2 separate regions of the Homo sapiens genome follow, and region 2 is linked to region 1. A link is an interaction called in ENCODE POLR2A ChIA-PET data of the cell type or tissue named here. Cell type or tissue: Panc1. All regions are shown on one strand. Links, peaks and the distances in the headings refer to the core of each region. The heading gives the core; the rest is flanking DNA.

Evidence for each region. Peaks named below come from ENCODE experiments on the same cell type or tissue, not always from the same donor. Only the 100,000 strongest peaks of a DNase experiment are listed, where the experiment ranks them.
Region 2: POLR2A ChIA-PET joins it to region 1 with 5 read pairs; 2 of 35 experiments call an interaction of 5 or more read pairs at or near these places.

The regions. Positions count from the first base shown.
Region 1 is chr10:4,428,067-4,434,397 of GRCh38, reverse strand. No RefSeq gene overlaps it. Among named protein-coding and RNA genes, the nearest start is that of LINC00703, 47 kb to the right of the region's middle. RefSeq lists an enhancer at 2,239-3,438. In Panc1, for the core only: no CTCF peak of the experiment used is centred there; no DNase peak of the experiment used is centred there; H3K4me3 peaks cover 645 bases; H3K27ac peaks cover 3,890 bases.
Region 2 is chr10:4,257,525-4,263,855 of GRCh38, reverse strand. No RefSeq gene overlaps it. Among named protein-coding and RNA genes, the nearest start is that of LINC00702, 17 kb to the right of the region's middle. In Panc1, for the core only: no CTCF peak of the experiment used is centred there; no DNase peak of the experiment used is centred there; H3K27ac peaks cover 3,735 bases.

The DNA.
Region 1 (6,331 bases), core at 1,324-5,323:
GAGAGAGGTGAAGGGGGCAGCAACTCAAGAGTCCTACATGGAGGTAAAACTGCTCAGCAGGGCACAGGGCCTGGGAGGAGGCCAGAGAGGATTGTGGGCATGCACAGGATGCCTGTGAGTTTTCAACAGTGGTGACAGCCATATGCTCCTGATCACAAGAAGAAATTATATCGGGTCCAGTGGCGGCTGTCACAAAGCCATATGGGGTGGCATGGCAGCCTTCTGCAGGTGTGCGGTCATGTTCCCAGGACCCACAGCCCTGATGGCCAGAGCTCACTGCCTTCCTTGAGATTCTCGCCCTGGTTCTCAGGCTACACACAATACATGGTATAGGGCCACATCTATAATTCAACATACACACACATACCAAGTACAGGCACAACCCGTTTTACTGTTTTCGCTTTATCACATCTTGCAGATTATGGGAGTTCTTTACAAACTGAAGTTTTGTGTTGTGGAACAAGTCTCTTGCAACCATTTTTCCAACAGCAGGTGCTCACTTCGTGTATCTGTGTCACATTTTGGTAACTTACAATTTTTTAAACGTTTTTATTATTATACTTTTAATAATGCAATAATATTATTATATATCTCTGATCTATGATGAGTGATCTTTGATGTCACTATTGTAATTGTTTTGGAGGCACCACAAACGACACCCACAGAAGACAGTGATCTTCATCAAAGTGTTGTGTGTTCTGACTTCTCTACCGATGGGCAGTTCCCTGGTCTTTCTCCTTCTCCTCACGCCTCCCTATTTTCTGAGACACAACAGTATTGCAACTAGGCAAATTAGGAACCCCAAAATGGCTTCTAAGTGTCTGAGTGAAAGGAAGAGTTGCATATCTCTCACTTTAAACCAAAATCTAGAATCAAAATCTTCTGGTAGGGCTAATGCGGCTGGTGACTTTCAGTTGACTCCAATGCCCATTGAGTGTTCCAAAAACCCTAAGGCCCTGAAGAGTTATGCTAAATCTACTCTGCCTGTGTGCTGTAAATAGAGCAACACCCCTGGATGACAGTGCCTCTGTGTACAGCATGGCTTACAGAATGTTTTAAATCCATTGTTGAAGCCTACTACTCAAGAAAAAAAAAAGAAAAAGATTATTTTAAAAGTATTACTGCTCACTGAAAACTCACTTGGTCAGCCAAGAGCTTAACACTGTCTTCATGTCGGCTAATGCAATATCCATTCTTTAGCTCATTGATCAAGGATCTAGGAGTAATTTCAACTTTTAAGTTTAATTATTTAAGAAATATATTTTTATAAGGCAATAGCTGCTATAGACAGTGATTCCTCTGATGGGTCCAAGCGAAGTAAATTGAAAACCTGGAAAGGATTTACCATTCTGCATGAGAAATTGAGAAAATTCTGATTGGTGGGGGAAGATCAATATATCAACATTAACGGACATTTGAAAGAAGTTGATTACAACCCTCATGGGTGACTTTGAAGGGTTCAAGACTCCAGTGGAAGAAGTAACTGCAGATGTGGTGGAAATAGCAAGAGGATTGGAATCACAAGTGGAGGCTGAGGATGTAACTGGATTGCTGCTCTCTCAGGAGAAAACTTGAATGGATGAGGAGCGGCTTTTTATGGCTGAGTAAAGAAACTCACTTGAGATGAAAACTTCTCCTGGTAAAGATGCCGTGCACATTGTTGAAATGACAGCAAAGGATTTTGAATATTCTATAAACTTAATTGATAATGCAGCCCCAGGACTGGAGAGGCTTCACTCCAATTTTGAAAGAGGCTCTACCGTGGGTAAATGCTATCAAGCAGCATCTTCTGCTACAGAGAAATCTTTCATGACAGGAAGTGTCCATTGAGCCAGCAAACTTCATTGTTGTCTTATTTAAGAAATTGTCACAGCTACTCCAACCTTCAGCAGCCATCAGCATTGAGGCAAGACCCTTCATCAGCAAAAAATTATGACTCACTGAAGGTTCAGATATTTGTTAACATTTTTCAGCAATAAAGTATTTTTAAGTTAAGGTATGCACTTTTTTTTTTTTTTTTTTTTTTTTTTTTTTTTTTTTTTTTTTTTGGCCATAATGCGATTGCAAACTTAGGCCACAGTATAGTGTAAAAAAATAAGTTTTGTATGTACTCGTAAAATCAAAAAAATTGTGTTACTAACTTCTTTGCAATATTTATTATAATGACCTAGAAACGAACCTGCAATATCTCCAAGATGTGCCTGCAAGCAAATTGTTTCTTAAGGCTTTTTCTACATAGAAGTGAAATCCATAAGTAAAGCAATTAAACAGATTATTAAAGCAAAAAATGAGCTCAAAATCATCAGATTTTTGAGTCAAAGGCATATTTTTTAAGCTTGACTATGCAGGTAATTACCCCATTTCTGTATTCTGCTTTGTGAACACAGATATTTACTTAAATAGATGTGCTTTTTGTTCATATACCAGACGAGTAAACATCACACTCTCACACACATTATTGCTTCTACCAGAATAAAATTCCGTGTGTTACCATCGCCTTAGGAACACCGAGTTTGAAATATCTGCACCATCTGGAACAAATGGCTTAACTTCCAGCTGTATTAACTTAGCTCTTCATCTTGTCTAAGTGGAAAAGCCGAAGGTATAAGCCTTTCCCTTGTATAGAGTGTGGGATAGACTTGGAGGTTTAATCTATACTCTGTCTATACTTGGGAAGCCTAGACTGAGCTAAAGGTATTTCCCCCCATGTCCAAAGTAATCATTTGTCATTTTTTCACAGCAGGATTGCTTGAATGTCTGGTCCAGCTACGGCCATCTCTCTCGGAAGGGATTACATTTCTGCGGAGCTTCAGAATTCCTGCAATGCTTTGATCTTGCTGAATCTATGGCATGATTGTAACTGTGAGTCATGCTACACGGTTTACTACAAAAGGGATCATGATGGAATGGTGGACTATGGGGAAGGGAACATTGATTCTGAGACTTGTAACTCTTTTCAACATTTTGAAACAGAGATTATTTTACTTATCTTGGACACGAAGGCAGCATAACATCGCAGCGAGGAGCGTGGGCTCTGCATCCATGATCCTAGGTGGGAATCCACCTTCTGCAGCTCACCAGCTCTGTAACTGTGGGCTCACCTTTTCTCTTCTTGGCACCTCCTTTGCCTGCGCTGTGAAATGAGGACAGGATTAACACCGATTTCATGGAGATACTTTGAGGGTTAAAAAGGCAATTTAATGTAAAACATTTGGAACAGTGACTGGTTAAAAATGTAAGCATTCTATTGATAGTAGTTGTTATTAGAAAAGCTACTTTTTTGTTGTCTTTTCACGTTATGCTATTCTAGAATGAGTTAGTCTGCACAGACTCTCAATACACATCCCTCAACTAAAAAAAGCAAGGGAGTGGGATATCAAAGTTTTCGAACATATGCATCTAGTTGTAATTTTTTTCTTATTTGAGTCTCACAACTTTCTGTGATATAAGTATTTTTACTCTTATTTACACATGAAACAACTAAAAACTATGCAACTTATGTAGAATGCTTTATATGCTATGTATAAACACTGTATCAAAATTATATTAAGAGATATAATTCTACAATTCCATAGGAGATAAGCTTACCAACTCCAATGTATGTTTGTCAAAATTAAGTTATAAGAGTATTATCAATTACCCATTTTATGATCATGTACAAATTATAGTTGGACACATTTCTAACAAAATTAATTAAATGAAATAAAAAGTCAATTAAGCAATCAAAAATAGTTGACTTTCATTCTTGTGACTTTCATTGTTGATGGCGTGATTGGGCCTTTTTAAAAACACAATTATTTTCTATCTTTTAAAAAAGGTTACATTTTAAGGTCAGCACATGGGTAGAAGATGGTTGAGAGTAAAAATAACCCTTTACAAAACCATAAATAGCCCCTACAACATCATCAATATACCACATTTAGAGTATTGCACTCTGTGGAGAATTCTTTTGGCACATCAAAGTTTGAACTGGAGAGGGAATGAGATAATTTTACATGTGGATAATTGGACATTGAAGCCACTCTGCCTTTAGGATAACAATAAGATTTTGAGTGATGGTTTAGGGGTGGTTGTGAGCTCCAAGTGTCTCTCCCTGCCAGCAGGATATGTGTTATTCTAATATTGTCTGTATCATTTTCATGCAAGGTTACAGACTTTTTAGTTACAGAAAAGATTAAAAGTGATCACATAATAACACTTCGCATAGATAGTATTACATTCTACATGCTGGGTATATATTAAATGCTTATATGACAGGACTCAATTTTTTTTTCTGATATCTCATGCCTTTTTGAATTCATTCATCCATTCCTTAAACATAAGTTTAATAAATTCAAGATAATTCTGCTAACTGTGTCTCATCTTTGCTTCGTATTAATTTAACAGTTTTACTTATGGACTGAAATATATGTCTACCTGGCTTGCAATGAGCGGACTGAGATTTTATAGCTACTGCATTCTTGGTGCTTGGTTCCTGTTGGTGTGTCATGCTCTGATAACCCTCATGATTTGGGTTTAGAGGTATTTCTCCCATCTGTCATGGCTCCTTTAGCAATTTCGTGTTTTATCTGCCAGCGTCCACCGTGTGTGCCGGCTCAGCTTCTGCGACACAGGCAGCTGATTGAAGCAGCAATGAGCTGAGGGCTCTGCTGTTTTGAGGGTGTGTGGAGAAATTGAAGGACCGCATCCAAACGCAGACACCAAGGTTGTGTGCCAAAGGAAGTCTGGCTGAAGATGTTTTGAAACTCTAAAAGCAGGCTTTTCAAAACTCTGATGCTTATAAATAAATGAACAGAGTTCACATATCACGTGTACATGTTATAGGATATGCTTTACAATAAAAAAGATAAAAATTTTCTTGTAATATGGAGGCCCTAACCATTGTTTTAGAAAAAGTCATTTTAAAAGAATTAAGGTTCTGTTTTGTTCATGGAATCAGCATGTACTTATTGAATACGTCTTGGCTGCTAGGTACTGAGCTAATTACTAAGGGGCCACAGGTTAACTGGGAATGGTTCATTCCTTCAAATCAGCCTTAATTAGTGGGAGGGCTTTGAGGCCAACCTGACCATGAAAAATCAAAATACTGTGAAAAAACAAACGTAAATAAAAGACCTATGGCCAGTCAAATCAGTGATTTTATTCATGGGTGGAAATGTTCATGGTTTCCTCAACTTCTTCATTTGTCCTCATTCCCTGATATTAGGATACTATGAACACTGCAACCAAGACAGCATGCTTATTTTATTCAAGTCCAAGAAACAGTATACATTCAAAAACTAATCAGAAGTAAATAGTTTTGAGCCTGATATAAGGAGTATAATTGTGCTTCCTTTGTTAAACAGTGTTTCCCAGTTTTCTGGCATGTGTAAATTGATATTTTTTAGTAATACTCGTGTTTTTACTTGCATGTATGTGAACTCCATGTTGAGTGAAACTCAAGAACTAGTCTGCATGGATTTTGCTCTCCTATCTGCAGCAAATATGTGTACCACAGCTTTGTGAAAAATAAGTTCTGTAAGCCCAACATATTTTTTCCTCTATATACTGTTCTAAGTCTCATAAACAGAACTAAGAGGAGTGATGATGCTTGCATTTGACTTCCAAGGTTGAGGTTATACAATCTAAAACAATGTGTCAGTGAGTGGATGGAGACACTTATTGAAATGGAAATGCTTTAGAAACACTATTTGGTTTGGGGAATGCTAGTGATATAGAGGAACTTTCAATAGAGGCCAGAGGGAAAAAGGGCCATTTAGAACAACAAGGACACAGAAGAAAAGGATGACTCCATTTGAAGCAGCTGGTAGAGGATTCTACTTTGAAAAAGAAATATCCAGATGATAGAAAAAGTTGTCTTTTGATATTTATTGGAAACTACGCAAGGACACTGTTTCATTTTCAAGAAAATACAATGATCAGTGTAATAATTCATCAGAACTATCATGCTTTTTAGTTCAAAGCATTCTAACAATTTTTTCACGAGAAAACGTAAAAAATAGCTAACCCTCTTTCTGTTTTAATTAGATTCTGCATCTGTTTGAAAGAAGTTTGATAAATATTCTTTCTTATAGACTTCCTGTCACATGACTGGTCCAATATGCGGGCTGGAGGTTGAGGATATTTATGACCAACTTCTTAGATTCTCTGACAAGAAAAATTCTCATTGGTGATTCATATTTCCTACAGAGCTAATGAAATGAAGTCTATTTAAAGGTATCTGCACACCGTATCAATTCTTAACAAATACGATGAGAGGCATGGGATTGGAGATGATATGTACTCAAACGTTATGAAACATTATGTCCAAACTTCACATAAGTTTATGTGT
Region 2 (6,331 bases), core at 1,041-5,040, 170 kb after region 1:
GGATGCAACTCCCTAGAAGCTGGGCAGAGCCCACAGAGCTGGTTAAGGGGTCTGTGGGAGGTTAGGCAGAGCCCCAGCAGTGCTAGAAGGAGCCAGCTTACAGAGACCAGCCCCAGGGAGTGGCCATCTCAGGCTGAAGAAACGGAAGGAGCCTGTGTCCTAAGGCTGGCAGGAAGCCAGTGAGGTCTAGGGTGGGAGCTTAGAGAGCTGGGGTGGGTTGGGGGCAGTCATGGCGTAGGAGCTAGGAGAGGCAGGCTGTAGCCGGGAGTTTAGATTTGGTTCTAAGTGTGATGCCAGCCCTTTCGAAGGTCTAAAATATTTGTATTTTATTTTTAAATCACTTTGGCTGCTACAGGAAAGATAGTTTGCAAGAGGGCAAAGGTGAATGTTGGGAAATAACAAACATACACACAGGATTTAAAATAGCTCAAACCTTTTATTTTCATATGCACCTGGATGTAATTAGGAGTCAAGATGTGACAATATATGATAATTTAGGTACCTTAAATGTCCATATAGCTATCTTCCGTCTGTATAGCTATTATTTATCATCTATCATCTATCTACCAATCTACACACCCTCACACACACAAATACACACATTGTTTTATTCTGATAGTTATCTATGGCATTCCACTTTAAACCAAACTAAATTTACATTTCAAATTAAAGGAGACAAATAAGAACATCTTTGTTTCTCAAATGCTAGCCATCTCAGACATACTGTGTCATAGAATACATAGATAACCTTTTATAAACATTTTGATTTAATATCTCTTGCAATTCAAATGGCCCAGAGATTATGTAATGAGACTCATAAACAGCAAATGACTTACTTTCTAAAAATTCTAGAAAATAGCTCACTAAAGCTCCATCGAAGATTAAGCTAAATTACATTATTAAAACAAGCTGATTTCCATTACAGCTTAATGTTTGGAAATAAAGAAATATATAACTACACATTATCTGTGTTCTCTAAAAAGAAAATAAATGTGTGTGTGTGTGTGTGTGTGTGTGTTTGTATTTTTCTATGGAAATATGGAAATCTTTGGGTTAACTGCTGCTCCTTCTTGCCTGCCATATCCCAGATCATTTTGACAGGAGCCCCTGTCTCTCTTGATGTCTGCTGCCACCCGTTATATGAGAAAGGTCAGAAGATATTCCCATGACACATACTCTCTGATAGTCATCTGTGACGAGCTGGACATCACTACTGCCGGTCATCTGTGATGGGCCGGACATCACTACTGCTTTGTGACATATACCCATTACAAATACTGTGTCACATCAAGTATTCAAACCTAAGGAGTATTTAATTGCTTTTATTAGTACCAAATTATATGCAAACATTATTTTTAACATGGCTGAACATTATACCTTTCTCCTACTATTTATCTTCTATACTTTTTTTAACAGGTTTCTGTCTTAGAGTTAATGTTCTTATTCTCCATTTAAAATATGTGTATCTATTTTAAAGCCAGAGACATTTGTACTAGTCTGCTTTCTTAAAGATTACAGTACAGATTGATATTCTTATGGGATTGAAATAACGGCCAGGCATGGTGGCTCATACCTGTAATCCCAGCACATTGGGAGGCTGAAGCAGGTGGATCACCTGAGGCCAGGATTTCAAGACAAGCCTGGTTAAGATGGCGAAACCCCATCTCTACTAAAAATACAAAAATTAGCCAGGTGTGGTAGTGCCACGCCTGTAATCCCAGCTACTTGGGAGACTGAGGCAGGAGATTCGCTTGAACCCAGGAAGTGGAGGTTACAGTGAGCGGAGATCATGCCACCGCACTCCAGCCTGGGCAAAAGAGTGAGACTCCATCTCAAAAAACAAAAAAAAAAAAAAAAGAAAGAAAGAAAGAGGGAAAGAAAGAAAGAAGGAAGGAAGGAAGGAAAGAAAGAAAGAAAGAAGAAAGAAAGAAAGAAAGAAAGAAAGAAAGAAAGAAAGAAAGAAAGAAAGAAAGAAAGAAGAAAGAAAGAAAGAGAAAGAGAGAGAGAGAAAGAAAGAAAGAAAGAAAGAAAGAAAGAAAGAAAGAAAGAAAGAAAGACCCATTATTTCTTCTGCCATAATTTTCAAAAGTTGCTTATGTCTTTAACTTCAACGAAAATAGATTCTAAAGAGAAAAAAAAGTACCAACGACTGCCTCATAAGCAGCCAACCTTGGTTTCATCCCCTGGATTTAAAGCTGCACCTTGACAGATTTCCAACCTTGTTCGGAACTTGAACCATGCCTGTTGCATTTGAAAATAGAACTCATGCAAATAAAGATTTAAATCTCACCAAAGTGGCCCTCTTCCCTTGAATTCTTATGTCTGCTAGATTGTACTTTTTCTATACAGGCAAAAATAGACAACATTTCCAAGGTGTGATGATCACAGCCCAAAAATGAAAATGTAGGAAACTAACTCAGTCCTACATTCTAGTAATAGCAACCATCCCCATCCTCTTCACTCTTTATTTTTGTCAGAGAATTTTTCAGGCTTTTAAAAATTACAGTAGATTTAAATTTTCTATTTTTATTTCCTTAATTATCTTTTTCTTCTTACGATTTAAAAATGTAGTTTTGTCAAAAAATGTTTAATTGAAACTTTTCGGAAAGCACACTTGTTACTGAAAAATTAATCAGCAAAATCAGTGAGCTAATTTTAATGATGATTACTATTTTAATGGGTGAATATTTTTAGCTCTATCTCAAATGCAAAAATGCTCTCTGACTTGGTGAGATTTAAAGTGAGTACAAACCGCGTTATGCCATATCTAACAAGCACAGATAGCACATTATCTTAATTCAAACTAGAAAGATCTTTATAGAATAGATGAAGATGCTGCAATATAGGTAATGAATAAATGATGCCAGAGGAGCTGAAATCCCTATAAGTGGGTAATGACACTGCCCCGGCCCTGGCTGTAGCCAGTTAACTGTTGGGCTGAGAACTGCAGTAATTTTACTTATCCCATTTTTCTTGTTTTATGAAGAAAAAAATATATCTGTCAATTTAGGTTAGAGCTGTAAACTACTGTATTATACCTGGTGGGATATGTTTATGACTCTCATTAATCAAAAATGAGTGCTGTGTGTCTACTATTTAGTTGGAGTGGAGAATGGAATTTTCCATAGCACACCATGTTATGAATTGCTATGACTCATAATATGTTCCCATAAATAAGCTCTCCATGAAATGTGTAATAGTTGCCATGTGGAATATCTGTACCGATAGTTTTTGACCTCAGTATCTGTTATGTGAACTACATTTTCTGTCTTTTGTTTTCACAGTTGAAGCATTAGATGAAACCATAATATTTACTGCTGCACATATGCTCACTGTCAGTATAATATATTTCAAAGCAGCCTCCTGCTATGATGGCGAGGGGAAGGGAGAAACCAGGAAGGGAAAGTGTCAAGGTTTATTCGGTGTGTCAGCTAAAAAGAGCAACAAGCAACTCACTTGTTTCTAGAATACCCTTGTGAGTGAGGTGAATTACACTGAAACTTGTTTTGAAATAAAGAAATTGCTGCTTGAGAAAGCAGCCTCATGGCACTGGGAACAAATATTAACAAATAATAATAATAGTCATGATGACAACCATGTCACTAACAGCCAGGTGGCTGTGCTTACCTGCTCCCAGGTGTCTTACTGCAGTGGTCATGCTGTCTCTTCTGGGCATGCACTACTGTCAAGGACAATGACCCCTGCAAGAGAAGGCATCTCTGTCTTCCCATTTAGCCCTTTTCCTCACCCAGAAAACTGTGGATAAATGAACAATTAGAACTTTTGACTTCAGTAGCAACTGGCTTGAAACTAAAAATATTTCTTATTTGGCGACTGGCATCCATCAAACTGTGGAAGACAAAGAGATGCATCCACTATTTACCTCTCTACCCCCAGCCCAGAGACAGGCCCTGGAATCAACCCAGTGGATCCCAGCCTTCCCTCCTGTCGCAAAAAGGAATAAAATTAAACTGGAAAGAATTATTTTCCTTTCTCTGAGAGATGATTTTTTTTTAGTGATGTCCCTAGTGAAAATGTTTACTTAACCTTTGATAATAAATGAAATAACCACCTTATCAGATAGATACCCAGTTCTATTTTTAGAGTGAAGATTTTAAATATTCAAAAGCATCTAACCATTTGCAGAAAATACCATATGGCCACTGCTCTGAGGGGTTCTTTTTACATGCCTAGGATCACACCGTCGTACCCACTAGATGTTATGTATACCACACACCAACACACTCACATTCACCTGCATGGACCTCCTTTCCCACCACTTGAAAGATAAAGCTTACTTTCATTCACCTTAAAAGGGAGATTTTATTCTTTCTAAATATATACCTAGCAGCAAATTGCTATTTCTATATGTCAGAATGGGACTTTGGTTGAAATCAGAGGGTAGATTTCAGTCCTTGTGAAACTAAGCAGGAAGCAATATAAGGCCAGGTGCCGTGGCTCACACCTGTAATCCCAGCTTTTGGGAGGCCAAGGTAGGAGAATCACTTGAGGCCAGGAGCTTGAGACCAGCCTGGGCAGTACAGTGAGACTCTCATCTCTACAAACAAGGTAAAACAAACAAACAAACAACAACAACAAAAAACCAGCGGGTTGTGGTGGCATGCACTTGCAGTCCCAGCTGCTGAGCCTAGTGCTTGAGGCCAGGAGGTCAAGGTTATAGTGAACCATGATTGTGCCACTGCATTCCATCCTGGGCAATAGCATGAAACCTTATCTCAAAAAAAAAAAAAAAAAAAAAGAAAAAAGAAAAGAATAAGGAATATAATGACTTTTCTCCCTTCTCATCCCCATATAAAGGCATATTATTTTTCCAGCACAACAGAAACAAAAATTAATAGAAAATAAAGTGAGATTCTATGACCATTCTTACTGAGCTCTCATGTATTTGACTTTTCTTGTACACCTTTGATATGCAAGCATTGCCAAAAACAAAGGAACATAAATATTTACACAATAAAAAATCCTCTCACCTTAGAAAAGTCTACTGTGAAAAATATAGGCACCCAGCCACTCACCTCACACCCTGAAGCCTTTGATAATACACTGCCTTTGCATGATTTAATTCTCTTCCTTCTATTTTACTGCTCTCTCATAAGATTTTCACCTAGGGGGCTCATAATTTGCTGAAACCCATTTGTGGTTCTAAAGATCTTCCTGAAGGATTTTGACCTTGGGCTCTGCTAGACACTGCTCACATGATCAGGTCATCCGAATTAAGTCCCCATCCATCCCAGCTCCACACCCAATCTACTGAGCATGGTATCATAGAGAAGTTCTCATTATTAAGATTTCGAGACGTTCATCTGCCTTCTTTTTGTGAATTCCTTATATTGCCTCACCTTCTCAATTGCATTAAGTTTGTGCCCCTACATTTCTTTCTTTCCTTAGACTCTATCTGTACATTTCCATCTTAGGTCGAGTTCTCCCAGAAGCAAAATTTGAGGCGAGGGTTTGGGTGCAAGTGTTTGTGAAATAAATTCTTCCAGGAGAAACCAACTGGCCAGGAAGTGAGGACACTCAACAGCAGGAGGTTCAAGCGCAACCACAGACTCAGCCTGAGCTTGCAGGGAGACCAGGACAGCAAGTCACACTGTGTGGTTAGCTGCTCCTGGAGTCAAGAGCTCAGTCCTAGGAGGGAAGCAGGAGAACAGCCCTCCTGGAGGAGGCGATCCTCTGACGAAGGCCCTTCAGCAGCAGAGCACAGGGCGGAAAATGCACACGTTGCAGGCTGAAGCTGAGGGCAGGATGGGTGAGAGCAGCGCCTGCTGCGGCTTTGCTCTTCCAGGTTCCCGAGTTGACCGATTCATTCGTTCACTTTCTGCCCTTTTATTAAATCAATGCATTCGTGATAGTGTACTTTGCTCTGTACAGCAGTGATGTGTGAGAACTCTTTCGGAGTATCTCACATTTAACACATGCCATTCATGAGGGAAGCTTGAGTTTGCAGCACCTTTTAAATGAAGATTTGCCTCCAGAAATGTGTAACGAGAATTGGAAAAATAAGGAAAGAAAGGCAGAAAAGTTCTCCTGTTTACATTACCTCAGCCACACCACTATAATAAATTAATGCCACAAATTAAAGTTGAATTTGAGTACTTTCTTTAAAACAAAAGGAAAAAAAAACATAATTAGTTGGTTGTAGGTTTTTATAATTTGATATTTGTGTTTAACTTAATAACTCTTATTCAGGAGATGCAAGAAAATGAGTAAGAACTTACTCATTTGTTATTTATGATGGAAATAATATAAATTTAAAAGTGCAGCTGCCATTTTAAAAGTAGAAAGAAGGAAAATAGACATCGAGTGACAG